6 separate regions of the Mus musculus genome follow, and all the other regions are linked to region 4. The links are chromatin loops, found by intact Hi-C in ENCODE. Cell type or tissue: left cerebral cortex. All regions are shown on one strand. Region 1 has its middle 11 kb from the start of Gm36723. Region 2 overlaps Gm36723 (a long non-coding RNA gene). Region 3 overlaps Gm36287 (a long non-coding RNA gene). Region 4 has its middle 4.3 kb from the start of Id2. Region 5 holds the start of Gm36496 (a long non-coding RNA gene). Region 6 has its middle 31 kb from the start of Gm36441.

Region 1 (4,000 bases), 240 kb after region 4:
TGAAGAAGCTGAGAAGGGTAGCTATCAGCTTGGTATGGTAGTATACACTTGTAATATCAGCACTTGGGGGAGGACATGGGAGAGTCAGGAGTTCTGGGTCATCCTTGGCTACCTAAGAAGGCCAGCTTGGACTGTGTAAGACCATTTTACTTAGCAAAATAAAATAGCAAAAGTAAATACTATCACTACCACCATCACTGATGTTACCACTATCAAAAAACCCAAACCCGAACAAATAAGCAACAACAAAAGAAAGAAAGAAACACAGAAAGAAAATGGTAGCTTTGAATCAGTGTAAAGCAGGACATGAGGAATTAGAGAACTTATGGAGGAGATAGGATGTTAAACAGTCAGGACATTTGGTAGTGGGTACACAAACCACAATGGAAACCAGGGGACAAGAAAGCTTCAGGGCACAGGACAGCTTCAGGGTGGCGGAGGTCCTGACCTTCCTTAAAGGACTGGGACAGGTCATAGAGCAGAGGGGGAGGCAGGAATAGGCTATGTCATGCTGGAGAGCTGGGGATTTGGGGACACTGGTCAACCTTTAAAATAATACCAGAAGAACAATACCTGTAGAACAATAGTTGTTGCCAGCTGCATGGTGTCCTATCTTGTGTCTCATGAGAAATACATGCCACCCCCTGTGTTCTGAGTGGGACAGAATGTTCTGGAACAACCTACCTCTTCCGTGTTCTATATCTTAGGAAAAGGTAACCAGCCATTACTTGCTTGTGGTGGGAACATGGCTCTATCCTTGTCTCTTTGTAATGTTGACCATGGCTTTCAATCTTAGGAGGATTAGAGTGTAAACTTGCCACTAGTAGTAGGCTCCCATGTGGCTTTCTGTGGCCAAAAGTGGTGTGTCCTATTTGCCAGCATTAAAAATAATTCCACGTTTTGCACCAGTCAGCCCTCACTGGGATAAGAAGTACATATAACACATTACAATTTTTTTTTTATTTTGGTGTTGTGGGTGTAGGCACTCAGTGTTGTGTGAAGCATTTAACTGAGATGACGCTAGCCCACTTGATTTGGAAGAATTCTTATCAAAGTAAACAGAAAGGGGGCTGGAGAGATGGTTCAATGGTTAAGAGCAGTGGATGCTTTTCCAGAGTGCCTAGGTTCAAGTCCCAGCACCTATATGGGGGCTCACGACACCTTTCACTCCAGTTCCATGGATCTGAAGTCCTTTTCTAATCTTTGTGGGCACCATGCCTAGCACATGGTACACACACACACACACACACACACACACACACACACACACACACACAGGCATACACGCACCAAATGTTCATACACATAAGAGTATAAATATAAAAATTAATTTCAAACAAAGCAAGCACTGAGTCAGAATGATGCACAGGCAAATGAAAGGGTCACTTTTGTTTTAAAAATGTTTCCAGACAGTTTGGACACTTCTAGAAGTGTGACCTGCGCTCCAAGTCTCAGATGGAGGGCACCCCCGCCATAAATATTTAGCATTTCTTGACAACACGAGGCTCTATTTTAAAGGCTTCCGGGCTCACTGTGCCTCATGTCAGCAAACGTTAGCTGTAGGCTTTACCTTTCCGAGAAGGGTTCTGCAGCAGGCCTTCAGCGAGCTCGCACACCTACACGTCACAGATGGCTTTGCTTTAGCGGAGATGAAACTGCATTTGGTGGAACTGATTAAATATAAAAACACCACCATCTGCCATTTATTCTAATATGAAATGGTTTGGGCAGATGCTGACATCTCTCGCCATGATTGATTCATCCCTGACAAGGGAAGATGCGCCGCGGGTTCCAGCTGCCCACTTCTCAAGCCGCGGTGCTTCCCAGAGCCAGTGCCAGCCCCGGCAGTTTGATTTGGACATAGCAGGTGAACCGAGAACTTTCCTAATGAGAAGCCTCCAAGCACTTCCGCCGTCTTTTCCCCTCCCCTCACTTCTGGCCTGAATTGAACTGGGAGAATATTTTACACCGGGCTACCGGCTATCAAGTGGTTGCTATGCCTTCCTTGGGATGACTAAAGAAGTACAGTTGTTGGAAAATAGTGAATGTATTCACATTTTGGTCTTGAAAACATTCTTGACGCCTTACACATAGGCTGCTGCTGGGTTTAAATTATTTTAAAATTATTTTTTCTAAGTGGACAAGAGGGTTTCATTTCAAAAGCTATTGTTTACTGAGAAGCCACAGCACATGTTACCCACTGGCTGAGAAACAGCTGCGTCCATATTGCTTAAACATCCATGGGTATTTCAATGCCCTTTATAGAGGGCTGTAAAGCGAATCTTTTCTGTAGGAATAATTTACTAACATTGTTTTAAACCATTAAAGTAATTTTGGGAAGAAAGTATAAGGATCAAGACACTTTCTTGGTGCTGGGATTAAATCTTTATATTTACGATGTGATTGTTAGAGGTATATTTCTTTTTCCAGAAAATCCAAGGCAGAGTGAAGCTAACCTCTATCTTGAGTTTATTCTGAGTAACCAGGGGAAGTGTATATGACTATTTGTGTGTGTGTATGTGCGTGTGTGTGTAAGCTAGAGGCTGATGCTAGGAGTCCTTCTTGCCCATTCAAGTGTATATGACTATTTGTGTGTGTGTGTGTGTGTGTGTGTGTGTGTGTGTGTGTGTGTGTGTGTGTGTAAGCTAGAGGCTGATGCTAGGAGTCCTTCTTGCCCATTCTCTACCTTACGTTTTGAGATTAGGTCTCTCACTGAAACTGAGGCTTATTGATACAGAGAGGCTGCCTAGATCGTGAGTGTCAGGGATCTTCCTGTATCCCCCATGGTCATCCCAGTCCTGGGTTTGCTGGGAGTTGTTGCTATACCTGTCTTTTTATGCAGTTTCTGGCAATCTAAAGCCAGGTCCTTGTACTTGGTCGGCAGAGCAGCTCCGTCCCTAAATATTCAATTAAATGCAGTAAAACGGTGACTGTCAGGATGCCTTTATGCCGGGATCATGCACATTCAGACATGTGTGATGGTAATGTACCCACTGGTCTGTCTATGCTCGTGAAGAATGACTGTTGAATCAGAGGCTGTGCATGTGTTCTCTCCTGGTCCTTTATTGCACGGATGCTTTCTGGCCCAGTGATGCCAGCAGCGGATTCTGTTTTGCCATCTGTGATGGCTCCTTAGCAATGCCCTGTAGGGTTTCTAGGGTCTTTCCCTTTCTGTCCACCCCACCCACACCCCCACATGCACAAAGTTTGGTGTGTATGTGTGTGTGTCCGTCCCATGGCATATATACAGAGGTCAGAGGAGACAACCCTTGGGAGCCAGTTATCTCCTTCCACCATGTAGATCTTGGGATTGCACTCAGGTTGTCAAACTTGGCAGCAAATGCTATAATCCACAGAGCTTTATCACCACCTCACAATACTTATATTTCCTCACTTGCCAATCATCAGTCGCCTCTCTTCTGTTGGTCTTGTATCGTTCTTGTTCTCCTGGATGAAGGAGAACAGAAGGAGCCCCCTTCCATGTCATGGGTGGGCTTGACTGGTTCAATGCTTCACTGCCTCCTCCCAGATCCTCCCTCTCTTTCGATCCCAGGCTCTGTGTTTCGCTCTCCTTGGGTTCTTTCAGCCCCATCTATCCTCCTCCCTGGCTTTCTTCTCCCTGGATTTCCTCTCTCTAGCTCTCCTTGCCCAGAGCAGCTGCTTGACAGGAGCTGTGGACACAGGGAGGAACAGTATGCTGTCATGTACCTGCCTCCCGGACAGAAAAGCCACACTCTAGAGTCTAACTCCAGAATCTCAGAGAGAGAAAGAGAGAGAGAGAGAGAGAGAGAGAGAGAGAGAGAGAGAGAGAGAGAGAGAGATACTTTGGGGTCTTCCAATAGATAAAGTGAAACTAAGGTAAGCTCCCCTCAGCCTGATGGGTATCCCTGATGAAGGGACCATTTGGACTGAAATCTCAGATAGGGAAGCTGATGACATGAAGATACACAGGGAGAAGACAGGCATCCTCACATCTGCATCTGTCCTCAGAGCCTCAGAG
Region 2 (4,000 bases), 370 kb after region 4:
TCCATCTTCTGAGATCTTCTTTAATTTCTTTCTTCAGAGACTTGAAGTTCTTATCATACAGATCTTTCACTACCTTAGTTAGAGTCACGCCAAGGTATTTTACACTATTTGTGACTATTGAGAAGGGTGTTGTTTCCCTAATTTCTTTCTCAGCCTGTTTATCCTTTGTGTAGAGAAAGGCCATTGACTTGTTTGAGTTAATTTTATATGCAGCTACCTCACTGAAGCTGTTTATCAGGTTTAGGAGTTCTCTGCTGGAATGATATGATCTCCTGAGATTTCTAACATCTCTTAAAATAGCACCATTAGGTAACAGCCAAGAAAACATAGGAGCTTATGAGGGAAACTTTCAAATTGAAACACTAAAAATTAATTAATTAATTAATTAATTCCATGAGCATTCACTGTATGCATACTTGATCTATGTGTGTTGTTACATACTCAGCAAAATGATCCTCAAACTGAGAAGAGATGGAATATAGACGATGCGAATGTCAAGCATTCTCATAACCGATATGGATTAGGCTGGGTTCCATGCCAGGAGCTCTGTTCAGCCTTGTCTGTGAACTGACCTGCGGATCCATACTATAGATCAGGTAGTAGAGAACTGGGCACTGCAAACATACTGCTCCTTTAATGTGCCTTGGGTTCTTTGTGGTATCTGACTCCAGAACTTGGGATCTTAGTACCTGTGCCACAGAAGACAGTGGAATGTAATGAAAAGAAGTGCCCAGTTCCCTGAAAGAGAGGCAGGGGGTTGCCGGGGTGGGTGCGTTATAAGGTGGTGCCTAGAGAAAAGGATCGGGAAGTCCACTATTCTCGAGACAGACTTTTGGCCTTGCTCATGAATATATTGCTGAAAAATAAGAAAATGCCAAACTAAATAGCTCTCTACACGTTATAATAAGAGGGGAGGAAGGGAGTGGGAGGGAGTAGCCAGGAAACAAGACTGACTGTGGGAGATAAGAGAGCAGTCAGTGGAACGAGGAGCTCTCCCTCGTGCTTTTCACGACTTCAGCTCACAGACATATGCTCCGCAGTCTCCTCTCTCTCCCTTTGCCAAGAGCCCCGCCTTCGCCCGCTGGCCTTCAGCAGCTGCTCTCCCCTGATAGGTGCCCATCAGCACTACCCAGCCTCACTCCGGTTACTTCCGGTGCACACCTTGACCCCTGACTGTCTAGATCCCTCCCTCCGCTGTAAATGGTAATAGAAGTAGCTATCGCCCTACAGATTCCTGGTCCTAATTTTGGCAAAGCAATTCTTTAAGTGCTTCAAGTGTTAAAGGATTAACCCTTTCCTTCCAGTCCTAATTTTATGAGTACCAATGACAACCTTGACACCTAGTGTGTTGCCAAGTGTAAAACACATGCAAGGAATTTGGAAGTGGAGATCAGCTCGGAGAGTGCTTGCCTAATGTTCACAGAGCTTTGGGGCTCTATCCTCAGCACCTCAGAGACCAGGCCTGGGGCACATAACTGTAAATCCCAGGAGACAGAAGCAGTCATCCCTGGCCATCTAGTATGTTTGAGGCGAACATGGACTACATCTTGTCCATGGAACAAAAACACTAAAGTAAATGTTTTTATGGTTTAAAGTGCATCCCCTCCACCCCAAACAAATAAGATAGGGGAGAGAAACAGAGATAGTGATGCTCTGAACCTTGGTACCTTAGGCTTTGACCTTAGAGATGGTCTTTCCAGAAGGTCTCCCAGAGAGGATGAGGTCATTAGGTTGGGCACCGAGCGACTAAGAGCAGTAAGAAGGGAACAACACAGAGGGTACTATGTGGCCATACAATTAGAATCCAGCTGGGCTTTTCTAGGCATGGGCTACCCAAGATGCCCAGATAGGAGACCACAGAAGCTAGAGCCCAGCAGCTCAGATCCTGGCTCCCAGGAGGAAGAGTGGCTGCCATATGTGGTACAGACTCCCACCATAGAAAACGAAACACTTCTCTACGCTTTTAGTTACAAAGGCCCAAGCAAAAATACACAGTAAGTATCTAGAGCCTACAGAAAGGAAAATGGGCCTTTATTGTGAGTTCCCAGATCTGTTGCTGGCCTCTGAGATGGTCTTTCATATATGCCATGCGATTTGCTTTGTTTATTTGTTTCACTTTCGTAAATGATGGAAATTCAAAACTAAGAGTTTGATTCTTGGATGTTCTAACTTTCCATATTAAAAAAAAAAGTCCCTGTGAGTCTTTGATGAGAGAGAGAAGGAAGGAGGTTGCTGGTGTCACCTGGGACTGCATGTGATGTTAGGTCCATCTATAAGAACTCTGAAGGCTCATCTCTGAGAGCTAGCATTCAGTCATCAGAGGAAGTTCGAGTCATCATGCACTCGCGAGGAGTTTGTCACGCACGAATTGGTACCTGGCAGGCTCCGTCTTTCCTAGGATTTCTGCCACCAACTGTCACTACATCGTTTTCAATTTGCACATCCCCATCAGTGCCAAGCTTGAAGTACCTCTGTGCGACTTGTAATTACAGAAATGCTCCCACGGCCCCTCCCCAAGTCCCCAGAGGCTAAATTTGCACATGTTGACAAAGTAATTCCTTGATTTTGTTTTCTGAAGGAGCACTGTTGTAAACAGCCAGTCGGTGTCAGAAACAAGCAGTGTTTCCTCCTCTACAGCTTAATTGTTCTCTTGATTTCCAGGTTCTCCTCTCCTATGAAATATGGCATTTTCCAGTGTCTTGTATGTAAATAAAGCCATGAGAACATTACACAGGTTTAAAAGCTCAAGACATATGATAAATGGAGGCTTCTCGGGTTCTCCCTGGGGGTCCTGATGGTGGTCCCCAGAAAACATGAAACAGAGGATTAAGAACAGACAGGAGCAATGGGGCATTCTGGAGATGTAGTCAGGGTACCTGGGCACTCAGCTGCTTCTTCCAATGGCCATTGCTTGTTGGCACTTTTGACCATCTGCCACAGTTTCCAGCCATGTAGTGGCTACTGTACACACCACTGATTTGGTCTCTTGGCTATAATGCACCCAGTGACCAGACATCATAGAATCAAGGCAGGTCTAGCTTTCGTCCAAGTCCCAGGCCACCACCTGGCTCCTGACTTCCTATGTCCTTTCAGGTCTTCCTCCTGGATGTTTGTCAGTTTTATTCTTCTGACTTCAACCTTCCATGGAGCCAACCAACATGGAAAAGCACACAAAGGATCCATACCATCGTCGAAAACAACCAAACAGGATCTTTCCTCCAGCCTCCTGCTCAGAGGAGACCCCAGAATCTCACTTCTTTCCCTGTATAAACCTTCACAACCTTCCTACGCCGCATTTTCTGGTTCTCACGGTTTGTTTACCCTGGTATTCTCTGTACTCCACTCCCCTGCACAGATTCCAACTCCAGTGGCCACCATTTTCCTATGATTCAGGTTAGGATGTTGTTTAGGTCATACTTTTCTTGACTTCAAAGCAGCTAGTGCTGGTCTGGTGCCTGGTAGGCAAAGAGGAGCGGAGAGGAGGGGGAGGGCAGGGGTAGTCTGCTCTACTGGTACTCTGCCAGTGGCGTTCATTCCCACAGTTCTGTCCTCCCCACACCCCCTATCATTCGGCCAGCATCTTTCTCCCTCACTGGTGGATGTGTTAAGACTAACACCCATACTGTGCCTTATCCCCCATCATCTTTACTCACCTGGTTGGAAGTGTAGGTAAGAAGATCCAAAGACACTTCTTTCAGCAGGAAAGATGAGTTCTTCAGGCTGCCTCTCCTGTCTACTCTGGAGAAGTTAGTGCTTTATCTTCACTTATATTTTTCTAGCATGTTCAGTGACTAACACATAGATTAAGCCAGAAGTTGCCTTTTTTTTTTTTCTACAAAGGGATAGATCATAGATGTTTCAGCTTCTGTAGGCCTTTGGGTATCTGTTTCCTGTAGTCAGCTCTGCTGTAGTATGACAGCAGCCATGGTCCCATGTGGGAGTGAGTGATGCTATAGTTTACAGATCATAAGGCTGATAGAATCCAGCCAGAGAACACAAA
Region 3 (4,000 bases), 62 kb after region 4:
GTTCTTCTCTTTCTCTACAGGGGATCTAGCTGAGTGGCCTTACAGCATCCCCACTCTTCCAGTCTCTAGCTGCAAATTCTCCCTTGCATTTAGCCAGCCCTCTAGGTCACAAGGAGATACCAGCAGAGCCACCATTCCCTATGGATCCACCCCTTTGTGACCTGAATGCTCGCCTTCCATGAAAAGAAATAAGGCTTCTCTGTGTGACCAATTCTCAGACTTGAAGGGCAGAGAGGGTCATGGGACCTCTGCTCAGGGTCATGGTGAGATTTGACATGGTCACTAAGGGCTTCTTTAGGGAGCTTTGTAGAAAGTATCTGATTTTCCCATTGTCACAGAGTCAAATAAACCATAAGTGTTTCATGACACATGCCACCGGTGTCATATTTTGTCTTGTGGAAAATGTTTGACAATGTCTTGAAGGGAAAAATGAGGCCATGGGTTGGGGGGTGGTATGATGTCTGTCTGATGTATGCAAGAGGCACGCCTACTCCCTGGAATACCAGACCCATCAAAAGTCAGAGCAATTTAAAGAAAAAAGTCTGCTTTGCTGGTTTGTAGAGTTTGACCTCCCAAGCAAGGATGATTGATTAATTCAGGGGTTCATTCATTCATTCATTCATTCATTCATACACTAGTAAAATTTACTGACCATGTGTTGGTCATGATGTTAGGTGGCTTGTAGAGACACTACCCTGAACAAACTTAGCATCCTGGCACTTACAGACTTGTGGGACAATCAGTTTGGATCCTAATCCTGCCATTTCCTGTGTCATAGTGGGCAAGTCATTTAATGTTTTTGGATCTTTGATTTTATTTATAAAATGGAGATAGGAATTCCTACTTCACAGAGGAGGCTGCGGTAGGTGCTTGATCAAGTCGGCTGCCACTACTGCTATCTTCTGGTCTATGTGCTGCCATTTTCCTTTAGTGGGAGAACTGGGAAGCTTTGAATTGCTGGCTTTCCAAACTTCTGGCTATCTTGAGTCTTAAAGTCCCTTGGAAGAGGCTCAAAGAGCTGCCTCACTGGCCCCTGGGATGCCAGGTTGCAGACAGTCTAGCCACCAGAATCCAGGCAGTAGCTGCACCCTGTTCTAAATTCTGTTTCTCCGTGTACTCTGTAACTGGGCCACTCTGTCAGACATCCTGAATCGTTAATGACCTTGAGAAGCAATCCCAGCTCTGAATGTGGGATTCTGTTCTTTGAAGTCACCCACTTTCTTTGTGGGTCTGTTCTCCCCTCTCAGGCACGCCTCCTTCCAGCTTTGATGGTGCCACTGTAACAACTGGGTTTGCAATTATTAATTCCTGTGCACAGCAAGGTGCAGTTTTAATATACAGAAAATATAATTGCTATCTTGTGTAATCATTTTCTGAGGGCTGAAAGTGTAACCTTTAATTAATATTTCATCGGCAGGCGGGGCAGGTTACTTGAATAGGGCCTAAAAATATTGCTGTCCCAGTATGTAGAGAACGTGAATTGTGAGACGCACAGCCAGTGTCTGCTATGCCATTGTTCGGGGTTGCTTCTAAAATTAAAGCGGTTAACCCGTTAACCCGTAATCACATGGGCTGCGGCTCCTGGAGGGCAGGGCTGGTGGAACGGGAAAGGGACATGAGTCTAGGCAGTAGTTCTCAGCTGCCACCTGCCTGCAGCAACAGAGCCACTGCACCTGCCTGAGAAGTGAATGTGGGACATGGGGGCTACAAGGCCAACGAGTCTCTGATCAAAGCCAGCTTCTTGGAGTATGACCCGCAGACCCTGGGGCTGGCTGGACTTCCCCAGGCCACTGGGTTAAGGAAGCAGGACAGGTGTCATCTTTGATGTTCCAGGAGCCGGACACCTGAAATTTCAAAGTACAGCCTGAGGGAGGCCAGGGGTGCTCCCTAGTAAACCTGGGAAGCCCAGTGGTGAAGGAGGGCAGTGAGGGCTGGCTGAGGGGCCTAGCAAGGAAGGTCAAGAGTGCGGATAATGGAGTCTCTGAGGTTTCAGTGGCTCTCTGTGGTTCTTAATGGCTCCTTTCCCAGTTTGGGGATTCTGGCTGATTAGGGTCCTAGGGCTGGCTGGCTCCTCGGCGGAGAGCAAAGTCCTTGGTGCTCCATGTGTTCTGTGCAAGTTTACATAGTTGACGAGTCATTCCACACACAGGACATTCTGACCTTAGTGATGTCCCCTGAGACCTGGGGCAATGTGCAGATAGTGTTAACTTCTTCATCCTTTCTATGGCTGGATCTCTGACTGTACTTGGCTCTGCTCCCCATCTCTACAGCCACGGGGAAGGAGCCTCTTCCTGTAACGGAGCCTAGGACACTGAGCCAAGTGTGGCTGAAGTCGCCAATCTGACAATCCATGGAGTTCACCTGTGGGGTTCTGGGGCTGTGTGCAGTGTATAGTGTTCGGTCAAGTGTATGTGCCCACTGTTGGCTCCCGTGGTCCTTTCAGAGCCCACTTTCATCCATCTGAGTTTTGACCCCTTAAGCAAGGGAATAAGCACCCCCAAGGGGCTCATTTAAGATCACCCCAAGAAGGCTGTCTCTGTGTTCTTGGGTTTATTGAGTTTTTTCTTGTAATTATCGATGATCTTTAGATGAGGAGACAGTGGCAGATTCTGTGCATCCCTTAGAAGCTTCCTCAGTGACAAAGGGGTGAGGTCGGCCACCCCCCCCCATTCTGGCCACATGCCCCAAGGGGCCACTGTGGGGAGGTGGGAAGGGGTGAGGACCTGATTCCACTTTCCTTCTGGGAGGAAGTATTCTCTGCCACCCCTGAGGAAGAGGGACAGAATGTGGACAATGGCCCTTGTGTAGTTCCACAGGCCCTGTCTCACCTGCTTTCCTGGACAGGCTGCCATGCTTGCTCTTCCCATCTGACATACGAAGACCTCAGCCCTGAGGGAGGAGATAGACATAGCCGGGGTAATGAGGATAGCCAGTCATTTTCTGCCCTCCTAGGGGAGCTGGCCCTGGAGGGAAGGGCTCTCGGCGTTGCTGCAGGACACAGCCGCCTTCTTCCCCAACTCTGTTTCCTTGGCTCTGCTACTGATGGCTGTCACCCAGCTCTCAAAGTCACTTCCAGGAGGCCTTCCGGGGTCATCTTAATGTTTTCTCCCTATTTGGTCCCTTTGCAAACACTCTGGAGCAATACTAGGTCACAGATTTTCTTTTTCTTTTTCTTTTTTTTTCTAGTCACCTCTCAGAAGTCACCCAGTCAGTAACTGGCACATTTCAGACTTTGTCTTAATGCAAATAAGATCATCAAATGCAGTGTATGGGTGATGATGTATACAGGATCAGGTTTATATAGCATGTACAGGTATGGGTACACTTCCACCAGCCGTGTCTGTGAAAGCCAAAACAGGCCACACAGGGCAGTCAGTCCCTCCTTGGGGATTCAGTGTGACACATCAGAATATAGATGTTTGGGGAAATCGTTCTTCTGTTACTGCAAAGGTACAAAGCAGCCCTCTGCACAGACCTGGAAGCCCACTCTGTGGCAGCATCACAGTGGAGGCTACACGGGCAGCACATCTGGTTCCCTCTGTGGGGGTGATGGCGATTTCAGTAGTTGGATTCTTCTGGGCCATGCTGCTGATAACCTTGGATGCCTCCAGGGAGCTGAGGCCAGAGGAGGTTACTCAGGCTGCCCCGTGGGGGTGGGGGTGTTGGTGTCCTCCGCAAAGGAGTAGTTGGCATTAATTCAAATAAGCGAGTGTGTTGGGAGGACAGAGGGCAGGGCTTGCTAGGCAAGGCAGTGGCAGTGGCCTCAGGCTCAAACTGAAACCTCTCGAAGGCCACTGCCTCAGAATTGTTCAAATGGCCACACAGAACAACCTAATTGTTTGTGTTTGCTCAGTCAGGCTCAGCGAAATGAAATGGCTTGTCTCAGGTCACACAGCAAGTGAATGACTGGGGTGGGGCTTAGGGCCTTTCTTGGGGGCACTCTGAAATCTATGTGCCTTGGTAGGGTAGAGATGAGGTCTCTTTTCAGGACTTCCTGTAC
Region 4 (4,000 bases):
TGTGTGTGTGTGTAGATATTGGCCACCCCAGCTACCTACTGGGACGCCCCCCATTTAAAGCAACAGACCCGCTTGGAGTTGCCCGAGCCCTGCTACCAGGCCCCCAGATCCCCCACCGTGTCCAGGCCACGCGCGGTAATCAGAAGCAGGTTCCTGCTCAGCCACCTTGGCTACTATCCCCGCGTGATGCCACGAGGGCGGGAGGAGCCGGCTCGGCGCGGGCGAGTCTCAAGGTCTTCTCTGCACATCTGGCGCAATTGGGAGCTCTCGCCTTTCTTCCCCTCGGTTTTGTTCTCACAGCTGTGTCCATTCCGCCCGTGACCCCCCGAGTGATCCCTGACAGGTGATGAATTGGCAGCAGCGGCGGCGGCAGCGGCGCGCAGGCCAGGCCGCGGCGGGGCCGGAGCCGGAGCCCCGGAGCAGACTCTCTGGCGCCAGGCGCGTGACGCCGCCCATTCACGCCGCCCTGCAGCCTTGTCCTCGCGGCGCCGCTCAGGCGGCTGCCATAGCAACCGCGCCGTCACTCAGCGCGCGCGCCCAGCTGATCAATGCCTGCAAGGCCCGGCGGTCCCAGGCTCGCCCTGACCGGGCCGTCAGCCTGCGCGCACCTGCAGCCTCTGCACGTCTTAAGTTTCGAGTGATTTGGGGGAAGAAGGAAGACCAAGAAGAAAAGAACAGGGAAAAAAAAGGGGGGGGGGTAAGAGAGGAAAAAAAAAAGGTCTGGAGAGGGAGAAGAAAAGAACTCTTCCTTGGCAGAAGGGGGGCACGGGGGGTGTAATGTGGCTTAGACCTTGCCAAAGCAAAAGGTTTTGCTTTATTTCATTTGTTTTTGCAACAGAGGCGTGGAGCTGGCGGGAGGGTAGAAGTGAATGCAAAGGAGGTCACTGTCTCATCGCAGGACAAGATTTAATTATTCCTCTGGATCTTCTTGTTTTTCGCCTGGATGGCTTTGACTCCAAAAGGAAAAAAAAATCTTTGAAGGACCCTTATCCTCGACCCGCCCACCCCCACCCCGCGCCGCGTTCTACTGACATCCTCTTAGGAACCCTTAGTGGTTATGCAAAGAGCAGCAGACTTTTCCAGAGCGGCCCCACCCCCACCCTGAGAGATGGTGGGATGCATTGCTGCCCCGGTCTTCTGGCCTCTCTGAGACTCAGCGTGCAGCTCCCGCAACTGCGTGCTCATTTCCGCTACAACAGCGGCGGGGGGGGGGCGGGGGGGCAGGCCTAGCCCCCTCATAGTGCTGAGTTTTCTTCTGACATCACCTAGAGTCCAGAAACTTGTAAGTCAGCCTGGAAACGCAGATACCTTCTCTGTCCCGGTTTATCTTAAGGGGAAAGCTCCCTTTTAGGAACCAGATGCCAACATTTCCGGATAGTTTATGGCACCGGGATCCTTCAAGGGTGCTCATCCACCGCTGAGAGTGTTGGCGGCAGTTTTTCATCGCCTGTCCTGCAGAATCACCCTCTGCCGGCCCTAAAACCCAAGGGTGAGGGTGGGAGTGCTGGGGACTTGGGGGAGGGGTTGCGGCGCACAACCCGCCAGCGCGGTTATCTGGCTTATCCGAGTTTGTTGTGGTTTTCGAGGAAACAGCATCTGGGTTGTATAAGGATTCGAGTTTTTGCTTTTCGTGTTTATTTAATACCTTGGCAAGAGGGAGCCCTTATCCTGAAACCAGATAAACCGAATTTGGGTTTAAAAAGGCCTTAGATGAGGAAGGCTTGGACTGAAGGAAAAGGAGCAAAGCCACGAAAAGCAAACAAGACGATGTTTGTTTTTCTCTTTGGGGTAAATTTTTTGAAGACTCGTACACTTCGTGTCACACTCAGCTAATAAATGGCATTAGCGAAGCGCCGCAGCTACTACAATGGCTTAGCCTTAAGTTGGCCCGCCCTTGCCTCGCTCGCCACAATTCCGACCTTAGCTCCTTCTAGGATTCCCTCACAGTTCTGTTTACCTGCAGATCTCGAGCCCCAGCTTTAAAAAAAAAAAAAAAAATCGTGCCAAATCCAATTGCTTGCCACTGTCTGATCCCCTTTTAGAAAGATCATTTTTCAGCCTGGTTCAAAGAAAGCCAAGTTTGGGAAGTTCGGCGGAAGGGTCCGATTTAACTATGGAGCGCCGCAAATATTTTGTTACCAACACTGTAAAGTGCTCCGCTCCGATTTGCGGCCGCCTTTGGCATTCACAAAGGATTTTCCTGCGACTTTTATTCCGGTCACCAAATTTAAAAAAGAAAACTAACTGGACGGAGCGATATGTCTTGGTAAACAATCTCGGACTGCCTGCGAACTGGCGGGAGCGGGGGCTGGCGTCACCCAGTCGGCGCCACCGGGAGGCGCGCGCCGCGGGTCGGGCCACCACCAGAGCCGGGGTCACCGTGGGGACCCCAGGCCGCAGTCCGCTGGGCGCCCCCCCCCCCAGCCCGCCAAGCCGAGAGAGTGCAGCGCACAGGCCACCCGCGTCTGCCCACTGGCGTCCGTGGGAACCCGCAAGCAGCCTGCAACAAGGGCGGGCTTGTCCGGAATCAAACTGCTTCTTAATATTATAATGCCGCACCAAAAGCAAAACCTGGCCCGGCTTGGAAGTCCCTAACAAGAAACACATTGTGTGAGCTGCCCCCGCCTTGGTTGGCTCCAGCCTCGTTTGCGCGCTGGCCGCTCTGCAGACAGCCAAATCCAGGACTGTAGTTTACCCGAACCCGGAGCCTGCACCACGTGTGCCCGGGGCATCCGTGCCGCGCCCCTGGCGGGTTGGGGCAGCTAGAGATGCTTGGGTGCGCCTGCAACTCCAGGGCTCTTGCCTTTTGCAAACTCTGCAAGCCACGGGGCTCATCATCTCTCTGGACATTGGTGGCTCCAATTCAGGCGGGGAAACTTGTTTTTTAAAAAGAGTTTGACGCTCTTCTACTTCCCTAAATTTTTAGGCGTCCCCCCCCCCCGCAACCCCCAGACTTCCTCCTCTCCAATGGTAATTTACAGACTTTTCTGCAGTTAAATGGAAAACCCTCTTCCCACCCCCACCACGTGCTGATCATTGTTGCCCCCAACCCTGGCCCCAGGCACGTGTCTCCATTGCCTTGTTCTGTGGGAAAGGGCAGGACCTGGGCCACATCCTCAGAGAGGTGACTACAGTTGACTGAGAAAGCCAGGACCTTTCTGGGATTGTGAGCTAGACCCAGGAATTTGGGTCATTCTGGTCAGACTGATGGAGTCCCTAAGTCATCCTATCCTGGCACCGGTGGAACTGGGCGTGGCTTGTTGAGATTCGAACAGTGCCCTCAGCAAGAGCCTGGAGGGAAGGCCTGTGAATTGGACCATGCATTCACTTTTTATTTTATAATTGAATTTTCTTTTGAGAACCTTTTAAATGAGCACTTCATCTAAATTATTCCCATCCCTGCCTCCGTGTTCAAACTCAGTGTTCCTCTCCGCAGCACGCGGTCTCTTCTTTAGTTATTATTGCTACATGAGTCTAACACACACAAACACACAGAGTACTAAGTCTATGCAGCTCTGCTAATATGCGCAAGCATTTAGGGCCCACACGGGATTAGATACCCTATCTGGGAACTCTTCCCCAGAGGTCTTAATTTATTCTTTCTCCGCAGCCATTGACTACCCTTTAGGTCTAGGGGTGGGACCACGTGGAATTTCCTCCTCTCACGTGGCATGTGGTGGTGCCACCATGCGGGTCTCATTCAGGATACCATATTGTTGAGACTTCACATATGCATTTTCCATGTCTAGGGGTCAGTGTTTAGCAACAGGCACCCAGGACCTCTGGGTGTAGATATAGGGGGAGAGAGAGTTTAGGCACTGCACAGTCATTTATCCTCCAGTTGTGGATCTCAACAACAGTCTCCATCTGTTGCAAAAAGAAGCTTTTTAAAAAATGAGGTAAGAGCTACACTTACCTGTGAGCATAATGATCCTATCTAGAAAGTATAGGGCCAGAGAGATGGCTCAATGGCTTAGAGTACTGACTGCTCTTCCAGAGG
Region 5 (4,000 bases), 89 kb after region 4:
CAGGACTGTAAACCTCAAGGCCTGCCTCCCCAGAGATCCACTTCCCCCATGTAGGCCCTTGTTTTAGTTACTTTTCTGTTGCTTTGATAAAACGTCATGACCAAGTCTACTTCTAGAAGAAAACATTTATTTTGGCTTATGGTTTCAGAGGACTACAATGAGTGATGGAGGAGGGAAGATCAGCTCACATTTTGATCCACAACCACGAGGTAGAGGAAGAACACTGGGAGTCTTTTAGAACCTCAAAGTCCACCCCCAGTGATACATCTTCTCCAACAAGGCCACACCTCCCAATCCTCCCCAAACAGTTCTACCAAGTATTCAAAATAGGAGCCCAAGGGGACTATTCTTTAAATCACCACAGCCTCACCTTTAAAAGGTTCCAGAAACTTCCCAGAGAGCACCATGAGCTGGAGAGCAAGTGTTCAAACACACAAGCCGGTGTGGGACTTTTCCTAGCCAACCTGTAACACTCAACAACCCTTCTGCTCCTCTGTCTTCCAGCCGAGACATGCCACTGTTTGTTCTTGGTCCTCTGGGCAGGTAGCAAGAATCTTATGGGAAGAGCCATCTGTTCTCATATGCTTTGAGTGTGAGATGTTGCTGCTCAGGACAGTTGACTATGCTTTGCTGGTCCTGAATTTGCCTTCAGTGATGACATTAGCCAAGGCAGGAGTGATTATACCATACAAATTGGCACAAGCTACAACAAGGGCTGCTTTTAATTTCTTTACTCCCTGGAGCTGATTGTTGCCCCTCTGCTAGTATGCCATATCCCCAAGACTTAAGATTTCCTGGGGCTCACTCATTGGAAACCTCTACCTCAGACAAGGCTCTGTCTGGATTGGATGTTGGGAGGCCTCTGGCATCCTTGCAGCTTTCTTATCTTTGCTGCGTGTCTGGAAGTCTTCTGTCTGTCTTTCAAAGGCCACAGTGGCCTAGGCTCCAATTTACTGGGCTCTCAGGTTCTGGACAGCAGGAGGGAATCAGGGCTGCCCACTGTAGCCTTTCTTAGGATGGAGTAAGATGCAGTAACTTCTGTTTCTTTCCCTCCACATTCACATAGCAGCATCTCAGGGAGGGTAGCATGGGGCCCAGGATCTTAGAGCTGACATTTCTACCTGCCAAAACATAGTGAGATTTAAGTGTGAGCAGAGACAGGAAAGGCCAAGGGCTTTCTTGTCCCTTAGAGAGAGACAGGCCATGCCATGTTCCCTGTGGAGGGTACCTGCATGAGCTGGGGTTCTCCCATGGCAGGTCCCCATGTTTGCTCCATCTGACAGATAAGGAAACTGAGGTTCAAAGAGGAAGTAACCTGCCACAGACACAGACTGTGAGGGACAGATGTGAGAGCTTCTCTGGGGCAGAACCAGAGGCTGGCTTCCACATTTCTCTAGGCTCAAGTACAGAGATCAGCTCAGGACCAACATTACCTTCAGACCCCTCGTTGGATATCCATATCTTCCCGACTTGCTGCATGAAGAAGGGGTTTCCCCAGCTGCCTATGAGAGGCCAGTAGGAAGTGCTGCTGTCCCCGTGTTCAGCCTTGTGTATCAGGTCTGTGGCTTCTCCAAGGCTCACTGAGGCAATTGGAAGGATCCTGAGGTTTTGAAATTGCTACAGGCTTTGCTTGGGTTGGTAAGCCAGCTGACAAAGTAAAGGCAGGCATGGGGTGGTCACCATGGTCTCTTTTGGCCACATCTGATGCCTAGACCCCCTCATTCCTGCTTATAAGCCCACAGTGCCCACTCCCATGTGAACAACTAGCTCGTACATTTCCCCATTCGGCCGGTGGTGAAAACTGTGCTATTTTAAGCCCACATGGAAGTATGTCTTTTTTTTTTTTTTTTAAAATAAGGACCATCTGCTACCGGCCCCAGCCCAGATGATACAGTTGGAGCCTACCCACAGCATCCTCTCCCGCCTTCAGACGGTTCCAGGAACGAGAGTGAGTCAGACTCAGCTGAAGCACGTCTTGCTAACCCAAGCAATAGCCCAGGGGCCCAGCATAGGGGACCACCTGCTCCCAGGGCAGGTGTTCCCTGCAACCTCTCCACACAGGGAAGGAATCTCACCCTGAGCTTCATGGGGCACTCAGACCCGCCTTCCAGATGTGCCCCTTCCCTTTCCAAGGGACTGCAGCCAGCCACAAGTTCAAGCGCAGCTGCTACAGCTCCTGGCCCTGGCAGCTTGTCACAAAGCGCGTCACACAGTGAAGCTGGTGGCTCACAGCTCGGTCACTTCCTGCCAGTGGCGGCTCTCAGAAGAACTCCTGGGTCTACTTTAGGTGCAAAAAGGGTAATTGCTATCAGGAAAGGACGACCAGGGGTGGCGTCGTAGGCAGCTGTGTCTCTGGGCCATTGAGAAGGTACCTTTAAACACTAGTGGCTCAGCAATGCTACCCAGCTATCGGCCCAGGTGCAGCTTTCAGCTCTCCACCTGGCTGCCCTTCCTTAGCAACGAATGTCTCATTGTGAAGAGAGGCCATTAGCTTCCAGTGCACATCTGGCTTACAGACCATGCTTGCTCCTCTCAAGTGTGAGGCAAATACAGGATTATCAGACCCATCTATGATGCCAGCAAATGTGAAGGAGGACCACACATGGGAAGGGTTTGTTCTGCTGCCCAGCGATCGATCATGTTTTGTATCATACGGAGCTGTGACTGTGCCATCTGAGTATGCTGAGAAGCTGTAGAGACCTGGAAGGCCAGACTCTCTGGACTTGTCACCACCCCAATGCACTTCTTGAGCCCTAGAACAGCCTCCAACCCCAGCCCCAAGGGACCCTCAATAGAGAGTTCACAGGTAATGGTTCTCCAGCCTGGCTATTAGATCATTGTAGCTTTGGCCTTCATTCGTGATGCTGGGAACCTGGGGACCCCAGAGGCCAGGATTCAGCTTGGTGTTTATCTTCTCTGAAGTTCCCTTTCTCCTCCCGTGGTTATGGCTGTGCCTGGATGTGCTTGTGTTGGACAGAGCACGGTCCCATTGTGAAGTCACAGCACCAGTCCCCACAACGGGTTCTGGGGTCCTGTTGGGGCCTGAGCCCTTTCAGTCTTGAGTCCCTGCTAGCATAACTTCCTGGTCTGGAGTCTATCTGCTGCTCCTGTAGAGCCTTGCAGTTTATCTGTGGTCAGTTTTCTCACTCATTTCCTGCCAGCTGCTACTGGTTTTTCAGTCAGCTTCTAGAGCTACAGTAATTGGGAAAGTGCACAGTCCAAGTGGTTCACCAGCTGTGGCAGGCGGGACGTGAAGAGTGAGGCATACTCTGTGTCGAGCAGAGACGGGCACCTCCACCCAGACTGGGTCTGTCCCTTGGGCCTCTGGGAGTGACACAGAAGAGGCTCTAGGGCACATACTCATTGTAAACTGAAAGCTGGTGTATGTATGCATGTGTGTATGTGTGACATAAGGGATTTTTTTTTCCTGAAGCCAAAATAAATGGTTTCATGTTTTGAGAAGGCTGAGTTTGGTCTCTTTCACGGGGAACCCTAGGCTCTCTCTTTCTCTTTGAGGTGTGATGGGTGAGTTGTGCTAGGCCACTGACTGGGCTATCTGATCACACTTAAACTTTTGTTCCTTAGCATTTACAAAAATGAAGAGAAGGAAATTCCCATAGTGGAGCAAATTACTCCTCCAGCCCCAGCTCTTTGGACATGTCTATTTGTTATTCTCATTTTATGCCGTGGAATAGTGTATTGGAGCTGCTCACATGCCGGCAATCACTACTCAAGGGTCTCTCTATCCAGAGGCTTCTCTGCAGGGGTGGCCCTGTGTGGACAGCAGAGTCCCCAGAGGGTAGAATAAGGACCAGAGGGAGAGCAGTCACCTGGGAACTTGTATAAGGGGTGGGATGCAAGGCTGCCTTGAAGCCTTAGGCCCGGGGCCCAGGGGATTGGGCCAGCCATCTGCCTTCTACCTCTCAGCTGGCCCTTCTACCTCTCAGCTGGCCCTTCCTATGACATCATTAGTAGATTTTTATTAATCTGTTGGTACATA
Region 6 (4,000 bases), 140 kb after region 4:
TCTAGAATATACTACAGAAAGTTTACAGGGTAACAATGCCTTGAATGTTCCTCTGGGTATGTCTGCCGAGACTTTCTTTCTGATATACCCCTTGCCTGTGTCTAATCATGCCACCCATCCAGATCTTCTGGCTGACTCTTGAAGCTGGGTGTGCCAGGCTGGGGTTAGCAAGAGATTCTGGGAGCAGTTACCCTCAATCCGCATTCCCCAGCTCTGGGATCTGATGCCTTTTGTGTCTCATCCCCTTCCCATCAAGTGGACAAGTTCAGGCCCCATATCAGGGAACTGGAGAGATTGGGCAAGATGATGAAGGTAGGTCACGTACCCAGGGACACACAGCAGATATTATGTGCAGACCAAATCATTCTCAGCTCATCAGACATTCTGCCTCTCCCGTTTCCCTCACACTGTCATCTGTTGGGTGCGTTTGTGTCCCTCCAAGCAATCTCTGTCCTGAGTCACTCTCCTCCTAATGGGTTCCTTAGATGTGTGTGTATGAGTGTGTGTGTGTGAGTGTGTTTGTGTATATTTAGTGTGTGTGTGTGTTGATACTTGTAGATGCTTGTTCCCAGCAGTGGACAAACTTGAGTGTCATTTCTTAGGTTCTGTCTACTTCTTTTTATTGAAAGAAGGTCTCTCACTGGCTTGGAATTCTCCAAGTAGGCTAGGTTGACTGATAGGAAGTCCCAGAAATCTGCCTGTCTCTGTCTACCCAATATGGGGATTATGAATGGGAGCCATGCCACATGCCTTTTCTTTTACATGGGCTATGAAGATCTAATTCGGATCTTGCAAGTGCTTTACTGATTGAATGGACTGCCCAGCCCCAGAGGCATCTTTCTAAAGTAGATATCTGGTCATAATTTTCCACCAGAAAATACCCAGACCGGCTCCAGTGTCTTCAGGTACAATGCCACCTCCTTAGCAAGACACACGAGCCTTATCGGGGCTCACTGAGACTGAATCACCAACCACAGAGCGTACACAGGTCAGACCTAGGCCCCCTGCACATATGTAACAGATGTGCAACTTGGTCTTCATGTGGGACCCCTAACAGCAGGAGCAGGGGCTGTCACTGACTCTGTTGTCTGCCTTTGGATCCCTTCCCCACTAACTGGACTGCCTTGCCTAGCCCCACTAGAATAAAATGCACCGAGTCCTATTAGAACTTGATATATCAAGGTGGGATAATATCCAAGGGAAGGCTCCCCTTCTCTAAGGAGAAAGGGGGGAGGGTGAGGGGAGGGGCGTTGAGAGGGAGGGACTGAGAGAAGAGGGGGATGGGGAAACTTCCATTGGGATGTAAAGTAAATAAATAAATTAATGAAAACAAAACCAAAAAACCAAAACCAAAACCAAAAAAAAAAAAAAAAAAAGCAAGCAAGCAAACAAAAAAAAACCCACCCAAAACCTCCAAAATCAACCAAACAAAAAACACACGGGGCCAAAGAAGGTGAAAAAGAGGGTGAATACTGCACTACCCTCCTCCCTTGTTCTGACTCTGCATAGGGATCTAAACAACTGCCACCTAGCTACGGGTGGCTCTTACCCTGATGTCCTCTGGTCCCAGGCTTCTCTCTCTGTACACCTGACCTGTGTCCCCTGAAACCTCCCAGACCTTTGGGCCACTTCTGCTTCCAGCTCCTGTGGCCCAAGTGCTTAGATCTGTCAGAGTACTGGGGATCTAGGACAAAGGCAGAGTCCTCCCCAACAGTGCCCCCGGGTGCTCCTCTACCAAGGCTGGTTTCTGGAAGGCTCTTGAAGGGTGATACTATTGGATTTTGTTTCAGAGGTGGGTTTCACTCCTCCCATGCCCCACACAGCACAGCCTTGCGAGCTGAGCTCAGACGGAGTCAGCCTGCTGCCTCGCCACTGTGAGGTGGTGACTCAGGGGATAACTGTGGGCAGGGGGGCTTTCCAGCAACCCAGTTAGCTGAAACCACACAGCAGCCTTCCTAGCCTGTGGGGTGACCTACTTCTCAGTTCCCGCAGCTTCGACGCCCAGCCGGCAGAATGTTGATGAGGAGGCCGTGCGCTGGCCTCTGGTGAGAAAAGGGGACAGAGATGCCGCTGGTTGATTTGACCTTGCAGAGCTGTGGGGACAGGATGTCCTGTTCTTTCTGATGCTGGGAAGTGGTCTGGGTAAAGGGGACTTCCTGTTAAGTCCGGTAAGTTCCCAAGGAAGGGGGACCGCAAAGGCTGTTTGGTTACACTCACCCAAGAGATTCTTCATTCGAACCCTCCTAACTAACCTTCCTGGGTGCATTTCCCAACCAGAAGGAACAAATCCCAAAGGGCTCCTCGCCCAGCTCCTCAGTTCGTGTTTTAGTGCTGAGGTGAAGAGCGTACTCTCTGCCTTGCATCCACGTGTAAGTACACCCTTCTCTCCCGTCTCAGGGCAGGAGGAACTGCTGGTGGGTCATCCAGGTGACTCACACTGCCTTAGTCCACCCATCCCTACAGAGACACAGAGATGCCTAACAAGGTCACTGGTCTCTTTCTTTCTTCAGTCTGGTCTTAACACCATGGCAGCACCTCCTTTTTCGTGAATCTTTTCCCAGCCAATCCCTTCTCCACGGGGATGGCCCAGATTCCCCTCCTGGGACTCCAGGCAGTAAAACTGTCCTAATTGGCTACTGTTTCCTCTCTCACCACTCTACTCTCTCTGGCTAGGATATCCCTGGAAGCCAGCAGCCTACTTAGCACTTGCCAGCCCAAGGAAACTGACCCTGTGGGTATAAAACATGCCCGGCCAGGCCACACACCACAAGACTTTTACACCCCTCCCCTGTGTGTTTTCATTGCAGGTTGGAGGAGGATAATGTGGAATGGTAGAAATGGGCCTTTAAAATAGGATGGCTTAGCCTTGCCTGGCTCCCTTCGTATTTAGCACCTGCAGGCAGGCCTGGCAGGATCTGCAGGCTACCTGTAAAACAGAGAGAAAGGGGACTCTGGCAACTTCCCTCTATGTGACTGCTAATGCTTGAGGTATACAAGCCATAGGCAGGGAGAAGGTGGGGAGTCAGTCAAGACCCGGTTTGACAAGGGTACTTGAATTTGAGGGCTTCCTGACTTCTCTGACTCTCAGTTAGCTCATCTGTTAAATGGGTTTAATCACACTGCCTACATAGGAAAGATGTAGAAACAGTCCTAATAAATGTCCACTGACAGAAAGATGTGTAAAGAAAACATAGCATCTACAAAGGATGGAATATTATTTAGCCCTCAAGAAGAAGGAATGGGTAAGCCTTGAGGACATTTACTAAGTAAAATATGCCAGCCATAGAAAACAAACACTATATGATTTCATGTACTTGTGGCATTTGGAAGTAGCCACATTCATGGCCTCAGTGAATGGAATGATACCAGGAAGTGGAGAGAGAAGGGAACAGACAGGAAGTTTCCCTGATGCTGAATGTATAAGCTATAGACATTGGGCCTCCAGTGAGCAGCAATTTCCTGAATACTTGCATGTCTGTTAACACGGGCAATCTCATATTGAGAGTTCTTACCACAATAAAAAAGTCATCTGCATGGGAAAAACAATATTACCCACATCACAGAGCTTGCACAGTCTAAGACAGCGTGCCAAGAATATATGCATTTGGTAGTTGGTAGCTGTGCTTGCTGGTAGATGGCTGGGTAAGTCCTTAAAGAGGAAGAATCAGGCAGGTAATGTTATACGAGTTGGGTTCTTTAGACTTCTAATTTATTCTCTCACCCTCACAGTGTCATGTGACTCATATCAGGGACCTTCCAGCTTGTTTTAGACAGGGTCTCTGTGGTTTTTTGCTACACATGCTGGTTGGCTTATGAGCTCCTGTCTCTGCCCCTTGTCTCTCTGTAGGAGCGTTTTGGTCAGATGTGCTGTGGCATCCATCTTTTACGAAGGTTCTGGGATCTTGTGTAGAAAGCGCTTTACCCACTGAGCTATCTTCCAGCCTCTCACTCACTCTCGAGGTCTTAACATTGTGGAAATGTCTTATATATCATTTCTGAC

What was found. A loop is a pair of places that touch in the nucleus more often than their neighbours do. Peaks named below come from ENCODE experiments on the same cell type or tissue, not always from the same donor. Only the 100,000 strongest peaks of a DNase experiment are listed, where the experiment ranks them.
Region 1: it touches region 4 in a loop (2.8-fold over the local background); 2 of 42 quality-filtered maps call a loop at or near these places.
Region 2: a loop joins it to region 4, with 3.0 times the contacts of the local background. A loop is called at or near these places in 4 of 42 quality-filtered maps.
Region 3: it touches region 4 in a loop (2.4-fold over the local background); 14 of 42 quality-filtered maps call a loop at or near these places.
Region 5: it touches region 4 in a loop (8-fold over the local background); 6 of 42 quality-filtered maps call a loop at or near these places.
Region 6: a loop joins it to region 4, with 5 times the contacts of the local background. A loop is called at or near these places in 8 of 42 quality-filtered maps.

What each region holds. Positions count from the first base shown.
Region 1 is chr12:25,342,839-25,346,838 of GRCm38, forward strand. No RefSeq gene overlaps it. Among named protein-coding and RNA genes, the nearest start is that of Gm36723, 11 kb to the right of the region's middle. In left cerebral cortex, no CTCF peak of the experiment used is centred here; a DNase peak (open chromatin) is centred at 1,653; H3K27ac peaks cover 298 bases.
Region 2 is chr12:25,466,943-25,470,942 of GRCm38, forward strand. Gm36723 (a long non-coding RNA gene) reads left to right here. Exons shown (of 12, transcript XR_001780577.2): 10 at 3,094-3,746. Among named protein-coding and RNA genes, the nearest start is that of Gm36886, 5.7 kb to the right of the region's middle. In left cerebral cortex, no CTCF peak of the experiment used is centred here; DNase peaks (open chromatin) are centred at 998, 1,850 and 2,388; H3K27ac peaks cover 468 bases.
Region 3 is chr12:25,160,006-25,164,005 of GRCm38, forward strand. All of the region lies in intron 4 of Gm36287 (a long non-coding RNA gene), which reads left to right. Among named protein-coding and RNA genes, the nearest start is that of Gm36287, 22 kb to the left of the region's middle. In left cerebral cortex, a CTCF peak has its summit at 1,649; a DNase peak (open chromatin) is centred at 1,115; H3K27ac peaks cover 708 bases.
Region 4 is chr12:25,098,433-25,102,432 of GRCm38, forward strand. No RefSeq gene overlaps it. Among named protein-coding and RNA genes, the nearest start is that of Id2, 4.3 kb to the left of the region's middle. In left cerebral cortex, CTCF peaks have their summits at 2,315, 2,519 and 2,760; DNase peaks (open chromatin) are centred at 4, 481, 1,137, 1,341 and 3 more places; H3K4me3 peaks cover 2,877 bases; H3K27ac peaks cover 2,838 bases.
Region 5 is chr12:25,187,395-25,191,394 of GRCm38, forward strand. The region is part of intron 5 of Gm36287 (a long non-coding RNA gene); the gene reads left to right. Gm36496 (a long non-coding RNA gene) reads right to left here and starts at 3,450. Exons shown (of 3, transcript XR_381348.4): 1 at 2,076-3,450; 2 at 1,434-1,647; 3 at 111-1,121. In left cerebral cortex, no CTCF peak of the experiment used is centred here; DNase peaks (open chromatin) are centred at 1,940, 2,161 and 3,137; H3K27ac peaks cover 1,607 bases.
Region 6 is chr12:25,238,341-25,242,340 of GRCm38, forward strand. No RefSeq gene overlaps it. Among named protein-coding and RNA genes, the nearest start is that of Gm36441, 31 kb to the left of the region's middle. In left cerebral cortex, no CTCF peak of the experiment used is centred here; DNase peaks (open chromatin) are centred at 2,017 and 2,583; H3K27ac peaks cover 1,843 bases.